3 separate regions of the Homo sapiens genome follow, and all the other regions are linked to region 2. Evidence: read pairs that join two places in POLR2A ChIA-PET (ENCODE). Cell type or tissue: OCI-LY7. All regions are shown on one strand. Links, peaks and the distances in the headings refer to the core of each region. The heading gives the core; the rest is flanking DNA. Region 1 overlaps RABGAP1 (RAB GTPase activating protein 1). Region 2 overlaps RABGAP1 (RAB GTPase activating protein 1). Region 3 overlaps STRBP (spermatid perinuclear RNA binding protein).

Evidence for each region. Peaks named below come from ENCODE experiments on the same cell type or tissue, not always from the same donor. Only the 100,000 strongest peaks of a DNase experiment are listed, where the experiment ranks them.
Region 1: POLR2A ChIA-PET joins it to region 2 with 5 read pairs; 2 of 35 experiments call an interaction of 5 or more read pairs at or near these places.
Region 3: POLR2A ChIA-PET joins it to region 2 with 7 read pairs; 3 of 35 experiments call an interaction of 5 or more read pairs at or near these places.

Annotation. Positions count from the first base shown.
Region 1 is chr9:122,987,168-122,995,803 of GRCh38, forward strand. RABGAP1 (RAB GTPase activating protein 1) reads left to right here. Exons shown (of 26, transcript NM_012197.4): 5 at 2,130-2,304; 6 at 2,889-3,046. Among named protein-coding and RNA genes, the nearest start is that of GPR21, 42 kb to the right of the region's middle. In OCI-LY7, for the core only: CTCF peaks have their summits at 4,325 (motif pointing left) and 4,526; a DNase peak (open chromatin) is centred at 4,344.
Region 2 is chr9:123,087,345-123,095,980 of GRCh38, forward strand. It overlaps RABGAP1 (RAB GTPase activating protein 1), which reads left to right. Exons shown (of 26, transcript NM_012197.4): 20 at 2,414-2,506; 21 at 2,931-3,041. Among named protein-coding and RNA genes, the nearest start is that of MIR600, 20 kb to the right of the region's middle. In OCI-LY7, for the core only: CTCF peaks have their summits at 4,294 and 4,502; DNase peaks (open chromatin) are centred at 2,647, 4,337 and 7,998; H3K4me3 peaks cover 2,008 bases; H3K27ac peaks cover 3,764 bases.
Region 3 is chr9:123,170,189-123,178,188 of GRCh38, forward strand. It overlaps STRBP (spermatid perinuclear RNA binding protein), which reads right to left. Exons shown (of 19, transcript NM_018387.5): 5 at 3,489-3,654. Among named protein-coding and RNA genes, the nearest start is that of MIR600HG, 59 kb to the left of the region's middle. RefSeq lists enhancers at 4,606-5,317, 6,038-6,097. In OCI-LY7, for the core only: CTCF peaks have their summits at 557, 883 and 1,218; DNase peaks (open chromatin) are centred at 4,133, 4,883 and 5,793; H3K4me3 peaks cover 4,123 bases; H3K27ac peaks cover 8,000 bases.

The DNA of each region.
Region 1 (8,636 bases), core at 323-8,322, 100 kb before region 2:
AACTGAGGCACAGAGAAGCCTCTAGCTGTTTATACTAATAGAACAAATAACAATTGCAGATAGCTAATCAGATGTCTGTATCAACCAGCTAAATATACTGTTGCTCAATAAGTCAGATGAATGCAGGTAAAATAAATTTTTTTTCCCTATTACCAAAGATACATGCTTATTTAAAAAAATTGCCACATAAAAATAGCCTTAATTCTACTCTACCACTAATAAATACAGTTAACATCTTGGCTTATTAAGATCTTCTTTGCATATTGGTATATGTATATGTCTAGGTATATGTAAATATACCTGCATATATATACATACATAATTTACAACTGTTAGAATCAACTTTTTTTTTTAACAGCAATGGACCTGTACATACCATCTTGTACTTAGTTTTATATCGTAAACCTCTTTTCATGCCAGTAAATATTATTAAAAATTTTAATTTATGATGGCATATGAATGGGTTATAAATAAATAACCCATCTCTTATATTAGACATTTTAAGGCTTTTATCTTTCAGAGAAAAAAGCATGAATGATGATAGCTAGTTTTAATTATATGGGAATATCAGTGTTTTATAAATAGGTATCTTTGAGCTCAATCTTTTTAGACTTCTGTTGATTTCCTTAGGATAAATTCCTAGAAGTAAACTTATTGAGTTTGTCTATTTTTATTGCTTCTAATAACATTGCCAACTAGCCATCTAGAAATATTGATCTAGTTTATACTTTTATCAGCAGTATATAGAATATCCATTTCTCAGTATCCTCAGAAGTATTTTGGACTTTCATGGTGACAGAGTAATAGCTGTGTGTTGATTGTAGTAAAATAATCTGTATATGTAATTTTTCCCCTTAAGTATTTAAATAACTATTTTGCAAAGACTCACAAATTCTATTTATTAATGATAAACTATTAATAAAATGTGTTTAGCACTCATTTCTATATGTTTCTTAGTCAATACTCATTCCTCTAACTGAAGTTAGACTTTAATATATTTTTAATTCTATAAAAGAAGTTAGAAAGCTAGTCGGTTTTACCCCACATTTTTAGAGTTTTCATAAAAGTGCTTTCAAACCTGTGTTAGATCCTCTTCCTAGGTATTTCCGTGATGAGCAAGGCCTTCTAGGCTTTCCCATTAATGGCTCTACCCACATAGTGTTGAAATTGCATAGTTTCTTTTTAGACCTTCCATAGTTGTGCCTTACTGCCCTGATCAGAGTCTGGAATGTTGTAGGTATCACATAAATATTTGTTGAATAAGTAGATTTTTGAATGAATGCTATCCCTTTGATTTTTTACTGAATGGCATCCTTTTGCTTTTATTCATGATTTTTTTTTTTTTGAGGAGTTAACATTTTGTATAATTTCTGTCCTTATTTTCCATGAATCAAAAAAAAACTTGTTTCAGTCTGAGAAAAAGCATCAGTTTTTTGTTTTTTATTTTTTCATAACAGATTAGGTCATTTTTAAAGGAGATAATTAGAAGCACAGCTTTGCCCAGGTGTGGTGGCTTATGCCTGTAATCCCAGCACTTTGGGAGGCCTAGGTGGGCGGATCACCTGAGGTCGGAAGATTGAGACCATTCTGGCTAACCTGCCCTGTCTCTACTAAAAATACAAAAAATTAGCCGGGCATGGTGGCACATCCCTGTAATCCCAGCTACTTGGGAGGCTGAGGCAGGAGAATCACTTGAACCCAGGAGGCGGAGGTTGCGGTGAGCTGAGATTGCGCCATTGCACTCCAGCCTGGGCAACAAGAGCGAAACTTGTCTCAAAAAAAAAAAAAAAAAAGCACAGCTTCAATGATGTATTTTGGTAGTCTAATTTACGTATTAATCGTCTTTATTTTGTAGCAGACTGTATAAGAAATGTGCTTATTGATATTGTTTATACCTTTCTGTTTGCCTCCCTAAAACATGATACTATATGGTTTTTAGTACTATGGAATTACGTAATCAATAGCTTCCGGAATTCACATATGAGTTACTTATTAAAATTTAAGGTTAATATCAGCATACCAAATATATGATCTTCTTACTAGAAAGAATGAGTCTCACATCTTAATCTAAACGTAGTGCAGATTGTTCATAATTCCTGTAATCTCTCTGTATCTTTTTCTCTGAACAGACTCTTAGATCCTCAGACAAACACTGAAATAGCAAACTACCCTATCTACAAAATCCTCTTCTGTGTCAGAGGGCATGATGGAACTCCTGAGAGTGACTGTTTTGCTTTCACTGAAAGTCATTACAATGCAGAGCTCTTCAGAATACACGTCTTCCGGTGTGAAATACAAGAAGCTGTAAGTCCTCAAGAGAAAACTCTCTGCAAATGAAACTTCACCAGTGCCCTCACTAGGTTGAAATGATTATGGTATTTATTATGATCACTCATAAGCCAGATGAAATTCTCTGCTATTGTTTTAGTGATTCTAGCCTCATGGGCCAAAATATAAATTAACTAAAAATTTGATTAACTAGAACTTTGTTACTACTACTAAGAATGTCAGAGGAGATCTGTTGGCTACTTTTGATTGGGTTAAGTAGGCATTCTGGTTCTAACATTGACAGATTTGCAAACCATTCTTTTAAATCAAAACTTGTTAGGACTGTTTTCATTGTAATATCTTCAGATAGTTTCTAACAATTTAGGAAGTGATTTTTAAATTGGATTTATAGTGCTTACAACCATTTCTTTTTTAAAACCCCTTGTCTGGACATTTTTAGTGTTGCTTGCTTTATAGGCCTAACAAATTAGGTAATTTACCAAAAGAAATAAGTGGGATAAAGATAATTATTGCCCTCCAAAGTAGGTAATCTTCCAGCCTTAATAAAGGTATTTTATATCTTTTGATAACAGCCCATTTCCTAACATGTCTGGTTGTAGGTAAGCCGGATACTTTACAGTTTTGCCACTGCCTTCCGCCGTTCTGCCAAGCAGACCCCACTTTCAGCCACTGCTGCACCCCAGACTCCTGACAGTGACATCTTTACCTTCTCTGTGTCTTTAGAAATAAAAGAAGATGATGGTAAAGGTTATTTTAGGTAGGGAATCTTATTTTATTCATGTATTAACATGCTGTGGTTCAGGGGAAATTCTAGGTCAGATTATAACTTTCATACCATAAAATGATGGCTTTTAAAGGGAGGGCTTTTAAAAAAAATCTGGATGATAAAGGCATATAAATACATAAATTTAACAGAGGCAAAGTTTGAAGAATTTTAAAGCAATTAAAAAAATTGTCATATTGGGAACATGTTGCTACCTTCTTTTAGTCAGATACCAAGTGGCTAACTGCTCACAAAAATATGGCCAAACCGCCAGGCGCTGTGGCTCACACCTGTAATCCCAGCTCTTTGGGTGGCTGAGGCGGACGGATCACCTGAGGTCGGGAGTTCGAGATGAGCCTGACCAACATGGAGAAACCTTGTCTCTACTAAAAATACAAAATTAGCCGGGCGTGGTGGTGGGTGCCTGTAATCCCAGCTACTTGGGAGGCTGAGGCAGGAGAATCGCTTGAACCCGGCAGGCAGAGGTTGCAGTGAGCCGAGATCCTGCCACTGCACTCCAGCCTGGGCAACGAGAACGAAACTCCGTCTCAAAAAAAAAAAAAAAAAAAAAAAAAAAATATATATATATATATATATATATATATATATATATATATGGCCAAAGCTTAGTCAGCTGGATTTGTAGCTATATTTGTTTTGCTGATTGTATTTGCTTGTTTTAGTTGGTTGATTTACTTATATTAATAATCTAAAAATCTTAAGCCTTTTCAAGTCAAGTTTTCCCAGTAAAGTTATCTGCATACATTGGAAGGGGAGAAATAAGGTCTGTGTCTGAAGTCTAATCTTTTGTAGGGTTAGAAGTGACTGATTTTAATTTTTAAATATAATGATAATCCTTTGAGTGGTGGAAAGAACCATGGAATAGAAGTCAAAACTTAGCTTTAGTTTAATTATTGTTACTATTAACAGTGTCCCCATTTCCAAGTTTCTTTACATCTGTCAGTAGTTTCCTCATTTATTAAATGAGGTGGCTAGACTCTAAAACCCTTTCTCACTTTAAAATTTTATGGTTGCAAGATGACTTGATGTTTTTAAAATTACAGCCCATGTCCCAAAATGATTGTATTATAATCAGTAATTGCATGTAGAAGTCTGTTTCCTCCATGACTACCTCATTAAATTGGTAAAATGAAGTTATATAAAAATATGAATATTTCTAATATTTTGCTTTTAAATTAAGCACAGTGATTGGTTTATTAGATTATTAGAAAAACTGATAATTTTTAGTCTTTCTTCAGACTTTGGAATTGTCATGCCATCTGGTGGCCAATTTAGTGTACAGTGCAGCTTAAACTTTGAGGAGTAAAGTATGACTCATTGTGCTCTATGCTTTCTAATTAGATAGATTTCTATTCTCTCTCTCTCTTTTTTTTTTTTTTTTGAGATACGCCTCACGCTGTTGCTCAGGCTTGAATGCAATGGTACAAACATGACTCACTGCAGCCTCAGCCTTCTGGTCTCAAGCAGTCCTCCCACCTCGCCCTCCTGAGTAGCTGGGACCACGGATGCATGCCACTATGTCTGGCTAATTTTTTTTTAAGTTTTTCTAGAGATGGGGTCTTGCCACATTGCCCAGGTTGGTCTTGAACTCGTGGTCTCAAGTGATAGTCTCAGCTTGTCAAAGTGTTGGGATTACAGGCATGAGCCAACCATTCCTGACTATTTCTATTCTCAAAGCAATGCTGTGAGGTAGTCCTTCCTGCAATGTACCTTCCTGCCCTGCAAAGTGAAAATTATAATCTGTATAATTTTAAGTAGTTTTTTACCTTGTTAAGCAACCTTTAAACTAAATATATTTTCTTTCTTTTTTTTTTGAGACAGAGCCTTGCTCTGTCACCAAGGCTGGAATGTAGTGGCACGATCACGGTTCACCGCAACCTCTGTCTCCCAGGTTCAAGCAATTCTCATGCCTCAGCCTCCTGAGTAGCTGGGATTACAAGCATCTGCCACCATACCGGGCTAATTTTTTCTATTTTTCAGTAGAGACAGGGTTTCGCCGTGTTGGCCAGGCTGGTCTCAAACTCCCGGCCTCAAGTGATCCATTTACCTGGGCCTCCCAGAGTGCTGGGATTATAGGCATGATTCACCATGCCTGGCCTTTTTTTCTTTATTGAAAATATTTATGTAGTTTTGGTCTGTAAATTCTAATTATTAAATAGGAAAGATTAAGATCCCTCAGAAGTATCAGTATAACTTCCCTTCCTTCTGAAATCAGGCATATTCAAGGTAGAATGATCATAAACATCTCTGTTCTATTTGTTAATACTGACAAAGTGCTATTACAGAAAATCCCTGGATGGTCAGATTTGCTTTTCACATTTGTTAGGACTTTGTTCTCCTTTTGCTACATGGCTTTGCTGAATTTCTGGTTTATAATAAATACTGTTATGTTAACTTAAATATATTATTTAAGTATAATGATCAATATACCTAAATATATTAGGTTAATATATATTATTTAGGTATAATAATAATTATATATTATACATATAAATTATGTAATAGTTATATACCTATTATTATATAAAACCTATTATATACTTACTATTATACCTAAATATTTATTTTATCTAAATATTATACCTAAATAATTATTATACCAAAATAATTATTATACCTAAATATATTAGGTTAACACAACAGTACTTTAGATGTATGAAATCCTAGCAAAATATACCTTGGTTTGTCAGATTTAAACTTGTCAAAGGTAGTTCCTCTTATCCAGTAATTCTGTAATATGTATGGAAATTTATCTGCAGAAATAATCATTGAGGTTTTCAAAGAATTATTATTATGAATGTTCTCCAACATACTGTGTATAATATTAATAGCAAATTTTAAAAGTAGAAATTAAGTGTTGAATAGAGTACTAAAACATGTTGGTTTATGGATATTACTTATCCCCTGTCCAACTCATATTTGTGTATAACACAAGATTTACTGTGGTTTTACTTTAACATAAATATAGACAAAGTATGATGAGAATAATTAATGCTCTTCTCATTTCTGAAAAAGTATAATTTTTAAATTATTATTATTATTATTTTGAGACGGAGTTTTTCCTCTTGTCACTCAGGCTGGAGTGCAATGGCGTGATCTTGGCTCATTGCAACCTCCTTCTCCCGGGTTCAAGTGATTCTACTGCTTCAACCTCCCGAGTAGCTGGAATTATAGGTGCCCACCGCCACGCCTGGCTACTTTTTGTACTTTTAGTAGAGACGGGGTTTCACCATGTTGGCCAGGCTGGTCTCGAACTCCTGACCTCAGGTGATCCACCTGCCTCAGCCTCCCAAATTGCTGGGATTACAGGCGTGAGCCACCATGCCTGGCCAATTTTTAAATTATTATGATTAGAAACCTGCTTCTCCATTTTGCCCATGGGAAAACTGAGCATTTGTTTGTTTGTTGTTGAGACAGGGTCTCACACTTTTTTTTCTTTTTGAGACGGAGTCTCGCTCTGTCACCCACGCTGGCGTACAGTGGCGCAGTCTCGGCTCACTGCAACCTCTGCCTCCCAGGTTCAAGTGATTCTCCTGCCTCAGCCTCCTAAGTAGCTGGGATTACAGACATGTGCTGCCACGCCCGGCTAATTTTTGTATTTTCAATAGAGACAGGGTTTTACCATGTTGGCCAGGCTGGTCTCAAACTCCTGACCTCAAATGATCCACCTGCCTCGGCCTCCCATAGTGCTGGGATTCCAAGCATGAGCCACCGTGCCCGACCTAAATTGAGCATTTTCATTCAAAGTACCATTCAAGACACTTCTTTTTTGTTTTACTTAATCCACTAACCGTCCTCATGAGATAAATTGGGTAGTTTATACTGTGCTTATTTATAGGTAAAGCCAGGGAAATTAAGCCTGTACTTCAGTTTCTTATTTTATACAATAGAAATTAAATACTAAATTCCCTACTTGGATACATTCACATGATGTAGTTATTAGACCAGAAATATGATCTAGGACCCTGACATTCAGTGAGGTGAACACCCACTGATTACACTCTCCATTCTGCTTCCTGTTACTGCATCCCTGTAGATTCAGAACACCAGAGACAACTTTCTGTCTATTGTTGTTGTTTTAAACTGCTAAACAATGGGATTATATTTACTTGAGCATCCAAAGAACATAGAGACCAGTGTATCTATTACAAGTTGAAAATTGAGACCCTTCCATTTCCTTATAGGTGAAAACTCTGTCACAAATATTTAACAGTTTGATATGCAAAAATTTTCTTTGAACATTTTTGACATTTTTAGAGTTCTTTGCTAAGATTCTTTGATTTTCTAATGGAAGTATTCAAAAATGTTCTTGAATTAGTATAAATAGTAATAAAGTGCAGAAGGGCTTCAAATTAGTATTTCTTTAGGGCTACCTTTAAGTTTGAGTAGGTGTTCAGAGCTTTTATCTAGCCATTTACGGTAGCTACTAATGGTTCTATTGCCATTATCTTAAAGTTGTACAGAAATAAGATACAATTTAGATTTTTTGCATATTGGCTGATGGCCATGGACAGATGTTTACCTTTGAGAACAGTGAGCTAGAGAAAGTGGTGTGTGGGAGAACAGGGGATTATTTTGTTAAACTGTCATTTTAAGAACTTTGCTGTGGCTCACATCTGTAATCCCAGCACTTGGGGAGGCTGAGGTGGGAGGATTGCTTGAGCCCATGAGTTCGAGACCAGCCTGGGCAACATAGCAAGATCCATCTCTACCAAAAATTTAAAAAATTAGCTAGGCATGGTGGCATGTACCTGTAATCCTAGGTATCCTGGAGGTTGAGGCAGGAAGATAGCTTGAGCCCAGGAGTTTGAGGCTGTAGTGAACTATGAGATTGTGCCACTGTGCTGCAACCTGGGTGACAGATCAAGATCCTGCCTCAAAAAAAGAAAAAGAATATTTTTACCTTTTTAATTAAGCTGATGTTTATTAACCTTATCACTAGTTAGTATTTTATAATTATTACACTGGTTTATAATAAAGTTAACAGTGCTTAAGGGAAGTGTTGGACAACAGCTTATTGGCCATATCTTCCTCATTTCTATTACTTTTTAAAGATACCTTGCTTTGAAACTCAAAAGATCTATGATTAAGTATCTTTTTCTTCATTATATGTTTAAGCAAAGAAGGTGATAATAATCTATCTGTAAAGCCCAGTGATAAATATAAAGGAAAGAATACTTACTTTTTTTGAGTTCTGTATGTCAGATGCCATGAAACATGCTTTACAGCAACAAAAGAGAAAATTAAGGTTATGTTTTAGGGGGCATAGGAGTGATTTTTTTAGCTTTATAAATGCTTTAGTGGTTTACCTGCAAATATCAAATGATTTTTTTTTTTTTTTTTTTTGAGATGTAGTCTCGCTCTGTCACCCATGCTGGAGTGTAGTGGCGCAAACTTGGCTCAGTGCAACCTCTGCCTCCCTGGTTCAAGCGATTCTCCTGCCTCAGCCTCCCGAATAGCTGGGACTGTAGGCATGTGCCATCACACCCAGCTAATTTTTGTATTTTTAACAGAGATGGGGTTTTACCATATTGCTCAGGCTGGTCTCGAACTCCTGACCTCA
Region 2 (8,636 bases), core at 315-8,314:
GTTTTTTTTTAATAAAGTGCCATGGGAGCCTCATAACCACTGCCCTTCCTCTCATTTATTCAGAATGCAAAAGCACTGGGATGAAGTGTTTGCTGTTCGCAGCCGCATTTATTTTCTGTTCCACTACTATTGATCTGTTAGGATTGTCTATACACTTACTGATTGCATAGACATTTTACTTAGGTGCTTTCTTTGTGAGTCACTTAGGTACACAATAAAAGTTTACCCTAGCATTGGGCCTAAACTGCAGAAGATCTCAGCTTAAAGATGTCCTGCTCCAGTTTGTGGCCTCACCCCAGGTGTTGAGTGAGCATCTTTCTGTAGAGGTCAGCTGGAGCAGAATGCTGTCTTCCTGGCTGTCTAACCTTGGGCAGCAGCCAGACTCCAGGAATAGAGCTCTGATTGAGGCAGACCTGCAAACAGCCTGACTAGGGGAGGTGTCCACAGTCAATGGGAGAGGAACACACTCTCCCACTGAGAGCGTCTGGAGACACTGACACCAACACGCAGCAAATGTGGGCCTATCCTGTTCCCTTTCTAGGTCTTATTTCTTCATCTGTAAAATAAGAAAGTTAGAGTGGAGTAGATCTGAGAGTCCTAGTTACCTGGACCTGGGGACTAACAGGCAGATTTCCACGTCAGCACTTTAGTGCTGATTACTGAAGTTTCAGGAAGGGATTACCATTAGTTTCATATTCTTTTTTTTTTTTTAATTATTTAGATGGGGTCTCTCTCTTGTCACCCAGATTGGGACACAGTGGTGCAGTCTTGGCTTGGCTCACTCCATTCTCAACCTCCTTGGCTCAAGGGATCCTCCCACCTCAGCCTCCAGAGTAGCTGGGACTACAGGCACATGCCACCATACCTGGCCAATTTTTATATTTTTTTGTAGAGAGAGTCTTGCTGTGTTGCCCAGGCTGGTTTCAAACTCCTGGCCTCAAGTGATCCTTCTGCCTTGGCCTCCCAAAGTGCTGAGATTACAGGTGTGAGCCACTGCACCCAGCCATAATCAGTCCTTAAATTGCACACATCTGTTTTTTTTTTAATCACTTTTCTATTATATCTCATAACTTTTGAACATGTAATTTAAAACAATGCCAATGCCATAGGGAATGGCTAGCTGTTCAGAGGAAGGAAAGATAGTCACCCAGCCTGGGCAACATAGCAAAACTCCATCCCTACAAAAAATAAAAATCAGCCAGGTGTGGTGTCGTGTGCCTGTAGTCCCAGCTCCTTGGGAGGCTGGGGCGGGAGGATCAACTTGCCACAGGATGTCAAGGCTGCAGTGAGCTGAGATCACACTACTGCACTCCAGCTTGGGTGATAGAGATCCTGTCTCAAAGAGGAAAAAAAAGCCAGTTGCATCTTGAAGGTATGTTGCCCTTGGTTATAGTTTAGCTTGAAGAAGGAGACAGAGCCAACCAGTAAAGAGGGGGAAAGCCTGTTACCTAGAAGGAAAGCCAAGAGAATAAAGGGAGAAAAGATTTTCTAGAAGAAAGCAGAGAAGATTGGTCATGTTAAAGCATGAAAGTCAGGGAGTTTTGAAGTTTAGTTGGGGAGATGTAAGACCACTGGACAGAGGAAAAAGACACCACTGGTGACCTTCAAGAGGGTTCTTTCATAGAGTAGTCAGAGCAGAGGCCTGACTTACATTAAGGAGGGGCAGGTCTTGAAGCAATGGAGGTGAAGATATAGGCCTGTGGTTTGCAATGGTGGGTAAGAAAAGGCTTGAGAGAAAGAGAACAATAATCTGATGGGGTGAGAGGGCATCTAAGCAGAGTAGTCAGCACAGCTGTGTTTTTAAGGGTAGAGATAACTGTCTGTTTGAAAGCAGCACAGAAGAAGGTAGGAGAGAGGAAAGGGAGGGGATAGAGAGGTGCTAGGATAGTGAGGACTTTGGATGGAGTCCAACTGCCAGGGCTCAAATCCCAGATCTCCCAGTCCCTTATTGTGTGACTTTGGTCAAGTTACATAACCAACCTCCTTATACCTCAGTTAACTTGCCTATAAGATGAGGATGAGAATAGCACACCTCGTAGAGGTGCTGTGAGGTCACAGATTTAAAGGATTTAGCAGCAGCACTGGTATATGCTAAATAAAATGGTGGCATTATTATTAGGGACAAATAGGACCCAGAACTTGTAGGAGGAGCCGTCTGTAGGGTGTTCATTCTAATACTGTCAGTTAAAGCCTTAGGACCCAAACATCTCCAACAGAACTCTAAACGCATTGAGAATTTGGGGTCCTGGGCTTATACCCTACTCTGATGATTTCCCTCCAAAAAAATAGGAAATACCACATCCATAATGACTGAGATTGCCCAGGCCACCAGAAGTCTTGGTCTTCAGTGCAGGCACTGAAGCACCCACTACTTTCTAATACTTCTTAATTTACCCTATGATTTATCCTACAGATTAGTCAGAAGAAGTTGAAAAAATACGAGAAAGAATATCACACCATGAGGGAACAGCAGGCCCAGCAAGAAGACCCCATCGAGCGATTTGAGGTTTGTTTGCTTATGGCCTACGTGTGAGGAGCTCCCATGCTTTCATTTCATATGATTGCGCCTGTAACTAGCTTTATTGAGTCCTTTTTAAAATTCAATTCCTCTGTAGGTTCAGGTTTGAGTTTGCAAATTAGCAAGCAAGATCTGTTTTTGCTTCAAACCAGCTGCCTGGTTTGTTACAGTTCAGTGGCTTTTCGTCACAGTTAACAAATAGTAGGTGCTTGACAAAGTCACTTGAATCAGTTAAGTATTTCTTTATGGAGCTAGAAAATAAGAAATTGTTGATTTGGAAACACATCAGGTCCAGCCATTTCTCTTATTGTTTCCATAGGACTTAGAAATTTATTTTGAGGTTTAGCCCTGAGAAATTTTCATTTCCATCTGATTTTTATGTGTCTGTAACTGGTTTCTTTCTACCCTTCAGCGGGAGAATAGGCGTCTACAAGAAGCTAACATGAGGTTGGAACAGGAAAACGATGACTTAGCCCATGAGCTGGTGACCAGCAAGATTGCACTACGGAAGGACCTGGATAACGTAAGTCCAACGGGTCTGAAGGGAAAGATCTCACTGAGACACTTGACTTTTCCCCTCAAGAGAAATCCTGGAATTTTAGTGATTGTTATTCTAGCCACCTGTAAAGTTTCCCGCTTGTGATACAACTTGCTTGTCAGTGTCACTTCCCTCCTTTCCTTCAGGAATTATCTGTTGTCTCACAAAGCCCTCCTTACCACATTCTTTTCTCATTGTGCACATAATCCTTGAGCTTCTTTCCCAAACATCATTTGATTAAGAGACCTTGTGGTTAATTCTTACATTACTATAATTGGCAGGAGCATTTAATCATTATAATTACGTTAACCTCCCTCCTCAGACAGGAAGAGATTTTGTTATCCTACATATTTGGTGACTGTTGAAAAAGCATTGCCAGTTGGAATGCAGCTCAGTACCTCAGCAACTTGCAGTTTCATCAGGAGTTTCTGTTGACAGATGTTTCATTTTTCTTTGCTTCTCCTAATCTTAACAATTTTGGAATGATGTCTTTCCTGGCAGAAACCCTTTTCTATTTTCTGTACTACAGACTAACCTTAGAAGAAATGGTATAATCTCTCGATCATGGTTTAGGTCAGAAGTTGGCAAACATTTTCTGTAAAGGGATGGATAATAAGTGTTTGAGGCTTATGGCCCTACAGTCTACATTGCTACTACTTAGCAAAAGCAGACATAGATGATATGCAAATGAATGAGCATGGCTATGTTCCAGTTAAAAGCTTTATTTACAAAAACAAGTGACAGGCTGGATTTGGCCCTTGGACTGTAGTTTGCCAACCCTTTAGGTTTCCCTGCTAGGCTCCTAGGATTACCTTTCTACTCATTGGTTTCCTAAAGTTCCAGGGATGGGCTCAGGCTGTTGAGGATTTTTACGGGGGTCTTACATTATATGCACTGAAATAGGGTCCATGAATTTCAGGATGTCCTTGACATCCACCAGAAGCTTACAAAAATTTTGTGTACTCATGCATTTCCTTGAAAGGCTATGCTTTCATTTAGTTCTCCTAGGTAGAAAGACTATGGTTTCATCAGATTCTCAAAGTGGTTAACAGGTGAGACAGAGACCACAGTATCTACCCATTCAGAAAATGTAGGATGGACCTGGATTCTAATGCCAGCTACTCTGCTTTCAGCTCACCTTGGACACCTTGTAAAATGAGGGGTGGTAAAATAATAGCTATGTCACAGGGTATAGAGAGAATTACATAATTAGATGTATATGAAAGCATCATTAAAAAAAAATCAGGCACAGGCATTGTTAGCGCCCTCTGCTTGTCTGCTTGTCATCTACAAATAACTGAATTTAACAGGGAAGGCTCCTCTTTGCAGTTTTTGCAGGGAGAATGTTTCAAGGTCATTAGCCCTCAATGACCAGAACCTGAGGTCTTTTGATGGCTTTTTGGCTTACCACAGTCTGCTCATCAGGGTTGAGTTTCCTCCTTACGGTGCAAATTCCCAGCATATCCTCTGTTCCTCTTTGTAGAAACACTATATGGGTCATTCTCTCCCTGTTCGGGTATTTCTGCCTAGTGAGTGGAGGGAGGCAGGTGTACATGGAGCAGGGACTACTGAAGCAGGGCCAGAGGTGTGTGCCTAACACAGCCCTCATAACAGCCATGGGTCATGCAGAAAGGAGGAAAAAAAGGAAAAGAAAAAAAATATGGGTCTTGAATAGGAGCCTTTGTGTCCTACAATGAAATTAAGAGGCAGCTTAGGCTAAAATTCCAGGTGGATTTTTAGTTTGAGCTGTTGTATTTTCCAGTCTAACAGGCCCAGTATTAACAGTGACACCCACTAGTGAGTCGTAGACTACTTATGTTCTTAAAACCTGCCCCTAAACAGTATAAACCCTTTTTCAAGTCATCTTATCCTGACACAGTAGTGAGAGAACCAGGTTTCATTCCTGATATTAGGAGTGCAAAATAATAAGAATTATAATATGAGCTCCCATTTACTGATGATTTGTGGTGCTAGGCACTATGATAAGCATTTTACTAAACTTTGATCTCTCTTACCCTTACCTCAGCCTTGAGAGAACAGTAATGTAAGTTCCATTTATGGATGAGGATTTGTTTTTTTTAACAGCTATAAAACTTGAGATTCAGTTGAAGGTACCCAGGAAGAAGCAGAGCCAGGCCCATGGAACTGGAATGCCCAGGCTTTTTTTTTACAGTGCCAGCCTGTTTCCACAGTAAATATGGGACAAGGAGCTATGAATCAATGTCATAACCGTATCAAAAACATGAGGACCAGGGATTGTGACATAAGAGCTAACATTTCTTGAGCACTTACCAAGTGCTAGGCACTGTTCTAAGTGCTTTCTATATATTATCAAATCCTCAGAGTAGGCCGTGTTGTAGAAGGGATATAATTATGATCCCCATTTTACTGATGAGGAAACTGAAGCAAAAAGAGGTTAAATATCCCACACAGATCACCCAGCTAGTGGCCAAGCCCTCAAATTGAAGGGCTGACACCAGAGCTCACCCTCCTAAGCAGGCGGCAGGGCTCAGGAGCATCACACCAGGGCCCATCCTGCAGTCATCTAAAATGCTGCAGACACACCTTTCCCACACTCACTTTCCCTTCCCAAGTTAGACTTCTCTCTGTAGTTTCTTCTGAATCATCACTGAAAATCAGCTAGATTCTTCCTCACTGAAGGGAGGAGTGTGGGGCCCTTTCATTATTTTTTTACTTTAGGGACTTAGGTTTTTGAAAGAACGTCATTCCTTTGAGCTCTTTCCTTCCTGCATCTCAGAGAAAAGCTCTGGTGTGAGGCTTTAAAATTTCCAGGGCCCTCTTGTATTTTCGGTTGATTATACATCACTTTTGTTATTCATCACCTGTCACTTTTGCTGTTCTTCACACAACAGCTGTGGAGAAATTCCATGCCAGCCACTTAATTCCTCGGTGACCCCAATCAAGCTTTCTGTATGAAATGGGAGTAATGACTAGACCTGACACTGGTGTTAAAAGGATGAGGGGAAGCTATGGAAGGTCCCTGCAGAGCTGATAGGACCATGTCCGAGTCCCCTCTAGCAGGGTCACTCCTCTGTGTTGAGACAGACATGAGAGTGAAGGAAACTTGCTGGTGAGCCCAACTGCTGTCCAGCAGGATGTAAACTCTGCCTCAGCTCCTTATTAGTTCTGTGACATTTTGCAGATTGCTGAACTTGCCCCATTGAGTTAGCTTGGCCCCTTTATTAAAAATCAATTGACCCTAAATTGGCGGGTTCACTTCTTGATTCTGTCTGCTCCGTCTGTTTCTGTGTCTATCCTTAAGCCAATACCACACTGTCTTGCTTACTGTAGCTTTATAATAAATCTTAAAATCAGTTCATGTGAGTTCTCTGACTTTGTTGTTCTTTGCATTTCTGTATCAGTGTTAGAATCAGCTTATGAATATCTAGAAATAAAAGCCTCTGGCTTTTGAGTGAGGTTCATGGAATCTGTAGATCAATTTGGGGAGAACTGACATCTGAACAACAGTTGAAGCATTCAATCCAGAACATGTTAAAATTTTCCTTTATTAAGATCTTTTTCAGTTTCTCTCAGTAGCAATGTTTTTTAGTGTTCAATTTACAAGACGTGCATGTTTTAATCTATTTTTGTAAAGTGGTATTGTTTTTTAAATTTCATCTTCCAGTTGTGTATTGCTAGTCTCTAGAGATGCAGTTGGTCTTTGTGTTGTGACCTTGTATCCTGTGACCTTGTAAAAACTCATTTGTTAGTCTGGCAGCTTTTTAAATATATTTTTTCAGATTTTCCACATATACAATCATATCATCTCTGAATACAGTTTTTCTTCCTTTCATATTTATCTGCCTCTCTTTTTCTTGTCTCACTGCACTGACTAGCATCTTCAGAATGATGCTGAATGGTTAGAGTGGACATCATTGCCTGGTTCTGGACATTAGCTGTAGGTTTTTCGTAGAGTAGGTTGAGGAAATAAATTCTCCTCTGTTCCTGTTTGCTGAGAGTTTTTGTCATGAATGGGTGTTGAATTTTGTCAAATGCTTTTCCTGTGTCTGTTGAGATAATCATTTGGTATTTCTCCTTAATTTTGTTAATATAGTGAAATAAATTCACTTTTCAATGTAAACCAACCTTGCATTCCTAGGATAAACTCCAGTTGGGGTTTCTATTTTTTATTAAAGATTTTAATTCTTATTAAATATTTATATGTTCATAAGGAATATTTGTCTGGAGTTTTATTTAATGTTTTTGTCTGGTTTTGTCATTAGGGAATGCTGGCCTCGTAAAATGAAGTGAGAAGTGTTCCCTCTTGTTTTCTTGAGGACTTTGTATATGATTGTTCTTTGATTAAGTCTTTAGTTCCCTAGTGAAGTCACGCAGACCTGAAATTTTCTTTGCAGGAAATTAATTGTGAATTCTTTTTCTTTTCTAGATATGGAGCTATGCAAATTTTCTAATTTTTCGTGTGTCTGTTGTTATAATTTGTGTCTTTCAAGTAATATATCCATTTCATCTTAAGTATGTTGATATAAGGTTGTTTGTATTCTTTTAATATTTATAAGATATGTAGAGATGTTTCATTTTCATTCCTGATGTACGTCATTTCTTTTTCCCACTTTTCCATAACCAACTTAGCTAGAAGTTTATCAGTTGTGTTGATCTTTTCAAAAGCCAGCTTTAGCCTGGGCAACATGGCAAAAATTAGCTGGCTGTGGTGTCACATGCCTATATTCCCAGCTACATAGGAGGCTTAGGTGAGAGGATCACTTGAACCCGGGAGGCAGGGGCTGCAGTGAACCGAGATCATGCCACTGCACTCCAGCCTGGGTGACAGAGTGAAACCTTGTCCCAAAAAAAAAAAAAAAAAAAAAAAAAGCCAGCTTTTGCTTTTATTGAGTTTTCTCTGTTGTCTTGTTTCATTGATTTCTGCTTTTACTTTCTTTGGGTTTCATTTGCTCTTTTTCTGGCTTCTTAAAGAGGAAGTTTGAATAACTCTGGACCTTTCTTCTTTTCTAAAATAAGCATTTAAAGTTATTAATCTCAGCCAGGCACAATGGCTCATGCCTGTAATCCCAGCACTTTGGAGGCCAAAGCAGGAAGATTGCTTGAGCCCAAGAGTTCAAGACCAGCCTGGGCAATATAGCAAGAATTTGTCTCTACAAAAAATTTTTGAAAAATAGCTGAGCATAGTGACACATGCCTGTAGTCCCAGCTGCTTGGGAGGCTGAGATGGGAGTATTGTTTGAGCGCAGGAGTTCAAGGTTATGGTGAGCTATGATCGTACCACTGCATTTTAGCCTGGGCAACAGAATGTGACCCTGTGTCTTTGAAGAAAAAAAAAAAAAATCAGAAATCTCCATGTAAGCACTATTTTCAGCTGCATTCCACATACTCTGATGTGTTGTGCTTTTATTTTCATTCAGTTCTTGTGATTTATTCTTTCACTTATACAAGTTTATTAGTAGTATGTAATTTAATTTCCAACTATTGTTTTTCCCAGAAACTTTTCTGTTATTTTTCATTTATTTCTGTTGTGATCAGAGATTATATCCTGCCTGATTTTAATCCTTTTAGAATATACCATTACTTATTTTATGGCTTATC
Region 3 (8,000 bases), core at 1-8,000, 83 kb after region 2:
CTTTACTGGGGATAACACTTTTCTCTCCTCCCAACTTACAAGAAAACCCTCTTTCTCCATTCTTTAAAAAGCAACCACAATGTCAACCATCCATACAATTATGAAACAATATTTAAAACCATTCTAATATTTGAAAGTAAAATGCCAATAGCATCAGTATGTGATAAATGGTAAATTGTTGTTCTTAAAATTATTACAGAGAACTATTATAAAATAAGAAATAGCTGGGACTGCTCTCCAAAACAATAGCTCTTTTTGTAGAGCAGCCTGAACAGGAACTCCTACTTGGCAAAAACTTATGAATATAGGATTATGGAGCTTTTTAAAGAGCACCAAATAAGCATGAATGAAAAAGTATCTCTGCACAGTCACTGACCAGGAGGAAACAATGAGTATAAACAAATAACTTCTTCCCTTCTCCGACAACAGGTCTCAGAGATCTTCCAATGGGACCTACCACTATGGGTCAAGTCATCTGACATCTACAGAAAACCTACATTGCTTCTTTTAACATACAAATATAAACAAACGTACAATTTAGGTAGGGGCCTCCCACAAAATAATCACCTGATCAGAATTATATATTAAGTTATGCTTAATATATTATTATACATTAAATATATGATTTAAAATAAGTTACACGGGGCTTTTTTTCTTAGTGGTGAAATTTAGTGTCTATTACCTGACATACAGTAGCCAGGCTGAATAGGGACACTACCAAGTCCCTGCTCATCAGTGTGTATTAAAAGAATTCAAAGTCACTTATGTAAAAATAGCATTTTACCATTAAACGATCCCAAAAAAGTAGGAAAGGGAAAACTCATTATCCTACTTTTGAATAGAGGAAGCCAAGGAAGGGAAAGGCCATACGTAGATAAAAGAACCAGAATATAAAGAAACTGCAAAAAACAGCTCACATTCATTTTGTCACTAAAAGAGCATTAAAGATGTCTATCAAAGAATAAATTGAACTTCATTTTTCAATTATGCATGTCGATCACCATAAGACACACCCAAAATAATAAACATAATATGCATTTTGTGCTAGAGTAATTTTAAGTGATTTCTGGTTTTGGTCATCCTCCTCCTCCTTTGCTCAAAGAAGTTCTAAAAGCATCCTAGGAAAGAGTATGAAGAGAAAAGGTAAGGTAAAACCTCAGCTAACTAACGTACTTAGATAACTGAAAGTTTTGCTATGTTAAGTGCTCGGGAAAAAGATTTTTGGTCCATAAGGAAATAATATCGTATCAGAGACTGGTTTTCCACACAAACACCATGAAAACTGGGCAGGGCAGGAGGGGCGGAGGGTGCTCGGGGAGAAAGGTTTAATTGTAAAAGTCACACTTAATTTCATGAATATTATTAGTAACAATACACTTGCACACATGTGTATATATGTGGGCATGTGTGTACATGTATACATTTTAATCTGAGATTAGTGTACAATCATCATCCCCATTTTACAAGAAAATGTATCTTTACCCAAACATAGATTTATTGTTGGAGAAATCTATTAGCTATGTTAAATTGAAAGATACTTCTCCTAATTTCCACCATTAGTCTTAAGAGTTCACACCTCTTTTACCTTCTGCCAGACAGCATTTCGAAGACCTAAAGGTATTTATATCTTTTTTAGTTTCTTTAGCCTAAAAAGCTTCAGTCTCCTAAAATTTGAGATGGTTTGTATACCCTGTACACCCTCCAGGGTAACCCCCTTGAATACTTGCTAACTAGACAAGAACCTTTTTAAACTGCGATGCTCATAAATAAAGACCCTCACTCAAGAGAGAAACAATGTGGAGTTTACAAAGTTGTGATCTGCACAGAGAAAGCTCTAACAATGCCAACTAAAGCTTGGCCCAATCTTCTCTGTCTTCAAAACAGGAGAGATGTGATAGATTTTCTGAATAAAAACTCCGATTTACTGTTGCACTGGTTCTCAACCCTTTTTCAATGCTGCAACATCTGAGGATGAGGAATATGATCATTCTCATAAGAAACAAGATTCATGAAAGGAACAGAAAGGGGGTGAGGTGGGTGAAAAAGCCACTAGTATGTCTGATTCTGATAATTCTACATGTAAGAGTAACGATGTTTACTATACTAACAGCAGAAATACAGATTAAATGCTAAAACAAAATAAAAATTGAAACGGGAACTTTATTAATATTCTAATAAACTACAAGTATAGTTAGCCAGAAAGCCCATTAATTAGCTTTCCACTTTGTAAAGCTTTATTGCATGTTTAATACATAAAGCTATGTTCCACTCTCCTTCCTCCAAATGATCACAAAAGGATTTTTTTAAAAGGGAGGGAAAGGTAAATAGATTCAACCCTATAAAAGACCAGAAAACATTTCTCCATCAAAATTGAAAGTGGAAAAGCCAAGTATGTTCTGTCACTTTAAAAACCATATATTAAGACAAAATGATAACATAGTGCCCCCAAAATTAATACAGGAGAATGTGCCAATCAGTAAAATAAATCTGAGTGTCAAGAATGGTACTAAAAAATCAGAGATGGTTTTGAGGGTCAGCTAGTGAATATGAAAGAAAATGATCTAGTAACAAAGCTAAGAAAAACAAACTTAGAATTCATACATCTTGAAAAAAAGACCCCTTTTAAAAGATATACAAATAAAAGAAACTAAATTTTAAAAAGTGAGTGGTGGTGGGGAGCATTCAACAATTCACAAGTTTGGACTTAGAGGCCAACATCTATTTCTGTGGCATTGATATGAAGACAAACTAATATAAAATTATCAAAAGCTGTAATTTAATTGGACCACAGACAATATGCATCTGAAACTGAAGATGATCACAGACTCCCAATCAGTGATGCAATGAGTCCTTGGGGTAGGCTGGCAGGGCAGGTCCTAGAATGACCAGAACCCCAGAATGGTTACCTTCATCCCTGAGGAGCCTTCAGCCTTCAGCAGCATCCTCCAGGGAACATGCCAGCATCATATTTTTCTAAATGCATCCCAGTGTAAAAAAGGTTTGGAGACAAGAAATAAACAGTAATTTCCATTAACAGAACAAAGAGGTGGCAAATTAACTGAGTCTTCAGTTTTAAAAATTACTATCTATGAAAGTCTCTCGTTGATAAGAAAGTCTCTTAGTCGCTAGAAAGTATCTAGGCTGTTTTCAATCTTCCAATTCTTTTCTGCAGTATACCAACCCTTCCAAGAACTTTATAATGGTGAGACCTAGCCTGGAAAAAATGAAGATTCTCAGCAAGATACAACGGAAAAGTTTAAGATGGTACCTTAATGGCCATCTTAATTTGGTAAATATATCCTGAGTACAAATCACCAGAAGTTTGCTTTAACTGTGATGAATTAGTCATTGACCCAGAGTAGCAGTACTCATTTTGTCTGTGTCTATCCTATTAGCTATTAGCAATTCTGGTTAATAATTTTTTCAAAGTCACTACCTATTTCACCTTTTTACAAATTCGCCTAGAGGTGCAGTTAAACTGTACTCACCTGAATCTGAATAGGAAGATTATCTTTGACTGTATTTAACAGGGTCTCTGTGGGTTTGTCTTTGCACATTAAAACCAGCTCCAAGTCCATATCATCTTTAATCAGCAAGCCTTTTGCAACCAGGCCAATCCTCATTACACCACACAATGTCCGACCACCTTGATCCCTAAAAATAAAAGTCTGCATGATTACTTTCACAACCTATTTCCCAAACTATAACTTAATCATCACTTGGCTTCCTGAATACTCTTACAAACTGATAAGGGAGTATGTAAATCCAGACATCCAAGTATCCACAAAATTAAGCCTCAGATTTGAGGCTTATAAAGTATCTATCTTCCCTCAAGGAGTCAATGGGGAACGTATTTCATACTACAGATCTTGTAATTCTTTACTACATTTATATTGCTTAAGAAAACTCAAAAATACTGTATTCTCTTAAATATTTTTTCAAATTGTTCTTTTAAATTTCCTTCTGGCCAGGTGCAGTGGCTCATGCCTGTAATCCCAACACTTTGGGAGGTCAAGGCAGGAGGATCATTTGAGCCCAGTAGTTCAAGACCAACCTGGGCAACACAGTAACACCCTGTTGCCACAAAAAATGTAAAACAATTAGCCAGGTGTAGTGGCATGCACCTGTAGTGCCAGCTATTCAAGAAGCAATGGAGAGAGGATTGTTTGAGCCCAGGAGGTTGAGGCTGCACTGAACCATGTTTGCACCACTGCACTCCAGCGTGGGTGACAGAATGAGACCCTGTCTCAAAAAATAAAAATAAACTTCCTTCTGTGTTAGTAGTAATTAGGCAATTTGTGAGGAACATGAATACCACTGTATATTGGGAAAGAACATCAGCACAGAAATCTAAAAGACCTGGATTCTACTCGTAGTGCCTGCTGACTCAGTATCCACAACAGTAAAATGACTATTGGCTAGATGAGCTAAAGTTCCTCCCAACTATATCATTCTAAAGTGCCTCCCTTTCTATATCAGCTTATGGGGAAAGCAGAAAAATGTGATAAAAGTATAGAGCTAAGGAAGGAAAGATAAACTGCCAGCATATGCATTCCAAATCCAGGAGTAGCTAAAAGAGCAAACACTCAAAGAAATCAAGTCATAAATGGTGCATAAGAAAGGTGCTCATCTATCCTTGATTTTAATTCTAAAAGTTTCTTATTGGTTCATTTCCCTTAATCACAAATGAAAATAGTAACTAAGTTTAACCGTCTTTCAACAAATAAGCAAGTGTTTGGGTATGGCAAACATATTTACAGGAGTTACAGTCTCTCCTGCTCCTGAGGCTTACTCTGTAGTTAAGCAACAAAAGCAGTAACAGTTTAAGTGCCCTATTTAAAAGGGGAAGAGAAAGTAACATCTGAGCACAAACAGGTGTCACATATTCTCATTTAAATCTCACCACAAGCCTCCATTTGCAAGACAAGAAATGTGAGCCTCAGAAAAGTTAATTGTTCAAGTTCACCAAGAAAGTAAAATGGCAAAGCCTAAATTCAAACCTAAGTTGTTTTGACCACAACATTCAGGTCCCTTACATTATATGATTGCTTCCCAAGTTCAGAAAAGGGAGAGGTCAAAATTAGAGATGTCAAGCAAGGCAAACTGAAAGTCTGACTTCAGCAGAATCTTGATCTACCTAGATGGGAAACAGTCATTCTAGCTATAAGCAAAGAATCAGCAGAGTTGGGCAAGAATCAGCAGAGTTGAGAATAAAATGGAAAGGGAGAAGGAAGAGAAACAAATTGTGGCAGTGGAAACTAGAAAGGAAGATAAATAATCCAGCCATGGGTTCAGTGCCTGGCACACTTATAGAGATTCAATAAACATTAAATCAATGAAAAATGTTAAAGGTGGTATAAATATAGAAATAAAAAGCATTTTAAAGCAGGTGACCAAGTGTAGGCAATTGTCTGATATTAACAATAGAGAATCAGTCATCTTTGATTTCTTCTTCCTCTGTATCCTTGTCCTCTCATTCTTCCAAGTCTAATATTGTAATGGTTTATAAATTATCCCTCTATAATCACCATCAAACTTGCAAACCAGTTTCTTCAGGCTTTTATTACCTCTCACGTAGACCACCTCAATAACCTCCTCCTTACTGGCCTTTCTGACCTCTGTCATCTCCAAAGTACTGTATACAGCAACCAGAATAATCTTCCAAAGGCGCTGATTGGATAACACTCTACCTACTAATTCATTGGTGTCCCACTGAACACTTGGACACTTACCATATTGGAAAGCAATTTAGAAAATGACATCGCTTCCTGGTTCAAATCCTGGCTCTGCTACTTACTGTGTGACATTGGACAAATTTCAAATAACTTGACTTCTTTTGAGCCTGCTTCCTCATTTGTAAAACAGGAATAATACCTTTCTCACAGAGTGGTAGTGAGAATATATGTTAACAAACTTTGGCCAGAGCCCAACAGATATTAACAGCTCAATAAACAACAGTTATTATTCCTTAAACAGTTCTATACTTTCTCATACCTAGATCGGTGCTGAGATTTATTTTTTTCTTTCACTTTCACCACATGCCAAAACCCTACCCCTATCCATCCTCTGAGCCTATTCCAAGTGCTACCTCCTTCATGGAGCTTTTGCAGATTTCCAGAACCAGCACATCATCGTCTCTCCCTGCTCTGTACTTTCACATGTTATTCACAGGAAACTGAAGAATAGATGCTAAGAAAACTGGATCTGGAGTCAGAGAAACTTCAATATGAGTCCTGGTTCAACCACACATATTTACTAAGTAGCCTTAAGCAAGTTAAAGTTTGTTAATGATTCTGAGTCACTCTTTTTTTTATAAGCAAGTTTGGAGCACAGGAAATTTCACAAGTAAAACAGGAGTGGAGAAAGGAAGATAATAATATTAGAGACTGGTAGATTTGCTGCAAGATAGTAGGAAAAGTATGTGGTACAATAGTTGGCACTCAATAAACAGTAGCTGTTATTAGCTCAGTTATTAAATTCTAAACCATAATTATGATATACTTGGTCTTATCAGCCCACAGGTAGAAGACAGCATGATTGAGCAAAAAATCAATTCCTAATTCAAACAGTTCTGAATTTCAATTTAAAAATTGGAACATAGCAGTTATTGTAAAGCAAGCAACCCAATGTATTTGAATTTACTATATGTGAATTTAAAATTAAAAACAGAATTCTAATATTCCTAATAATACATATTGTAGGACCTTGTATAAGTTATTTGACTTTTGAATCCATTTTGAAAAAGGTAAAGCATTAAGTTAAATTAAGACAGCATAGGTAAAAGCTGCCTAACCGTGCCTGGCAATGGAAAATGCTTAATTGCTTAATAAATACAAGCTACCCCCCACCCATCTCTGTGTCCTTCAGAGTGGTTAACACTCACCAGGTGCACAATATATGTTTATTACCAGAACACAACTCTGTCCTTGGAATACATGCCAGCCTCTGATATAAGAATAGAATCTCATTCTGCACTCCTTGAGTTCCACCACATGGGAAGGATCATAGGCAAGGGCTCACCCAGGGACTGTTCCACAAAACGGAAAGACTGTACATAGACAACCAAGAGCATCCACACACAGAAGTATAAAATCCAGGCCTGGCATGGTGGCTCATGTCTGTAATCCCAGCACTTTGGGAGGCCAAGGCAGGATAGCTTGAGGTCAGGAATTCGAGACCAAATTCGGCAATGCAGCAAGACTCTGTCTCTCCAAACGAAATTCTTTTTTTTTAAATTAGCCAGGCATGATGGCACACACTTATAGTCCTAGCTATTCAAGAGGCTGATGTAGGAGGATCACTTGAGCCCAGGAGTTCAAGGCTACAATAAGCTATGATCACACTACTACGCTCCAGCCTGGGCAACAGAGCACCCTATCTCTAAAAAAATAAAAATAAAAATAAAACTTCAAATAAAAGTATGGAGCATATTATCCTGTACAAGTCTTTAAATCACAGACCTCATCCAGTTAAGCAAGTCTATAGGAGTGCTTTCCAAAATATGCCAGGCTTGAGAAGAAACAAAATTAGAAAATGTATTAAAAAGACATAAACTTCACTGAAATGTATACTTACAATTAGTAAAAATAGCAAATCTTATGTTATATATTTTACCACAATAAAAAAATTTTTAACATGACATAAACATGTAGCAAAGTGCAACTTAAATCTGGAATACGTGACTATTTAACTTGCACAGGAGCTGAGATACATATAGAACTAAATAATTAGATAACATTACTAATGAACATGAATTCCAAATCTAACAGTAACATTTGTACAGACATCATATATGAGAAAAATTACACATTTCCAAGAACCTTCAGTGACAAGACCATGACCAGACACAATGTATAAACTGCCTGTAAATAGTTTAAAAAAATTGTGCTCTTCAGCAATAAAACTGACACACTGATTATCTTTGATCTGAAGATAAAAAAAGTTATACTATCTTTCAGTGAAGAAAATCCATTTATCAATACTTTCCTATTATTATTTAC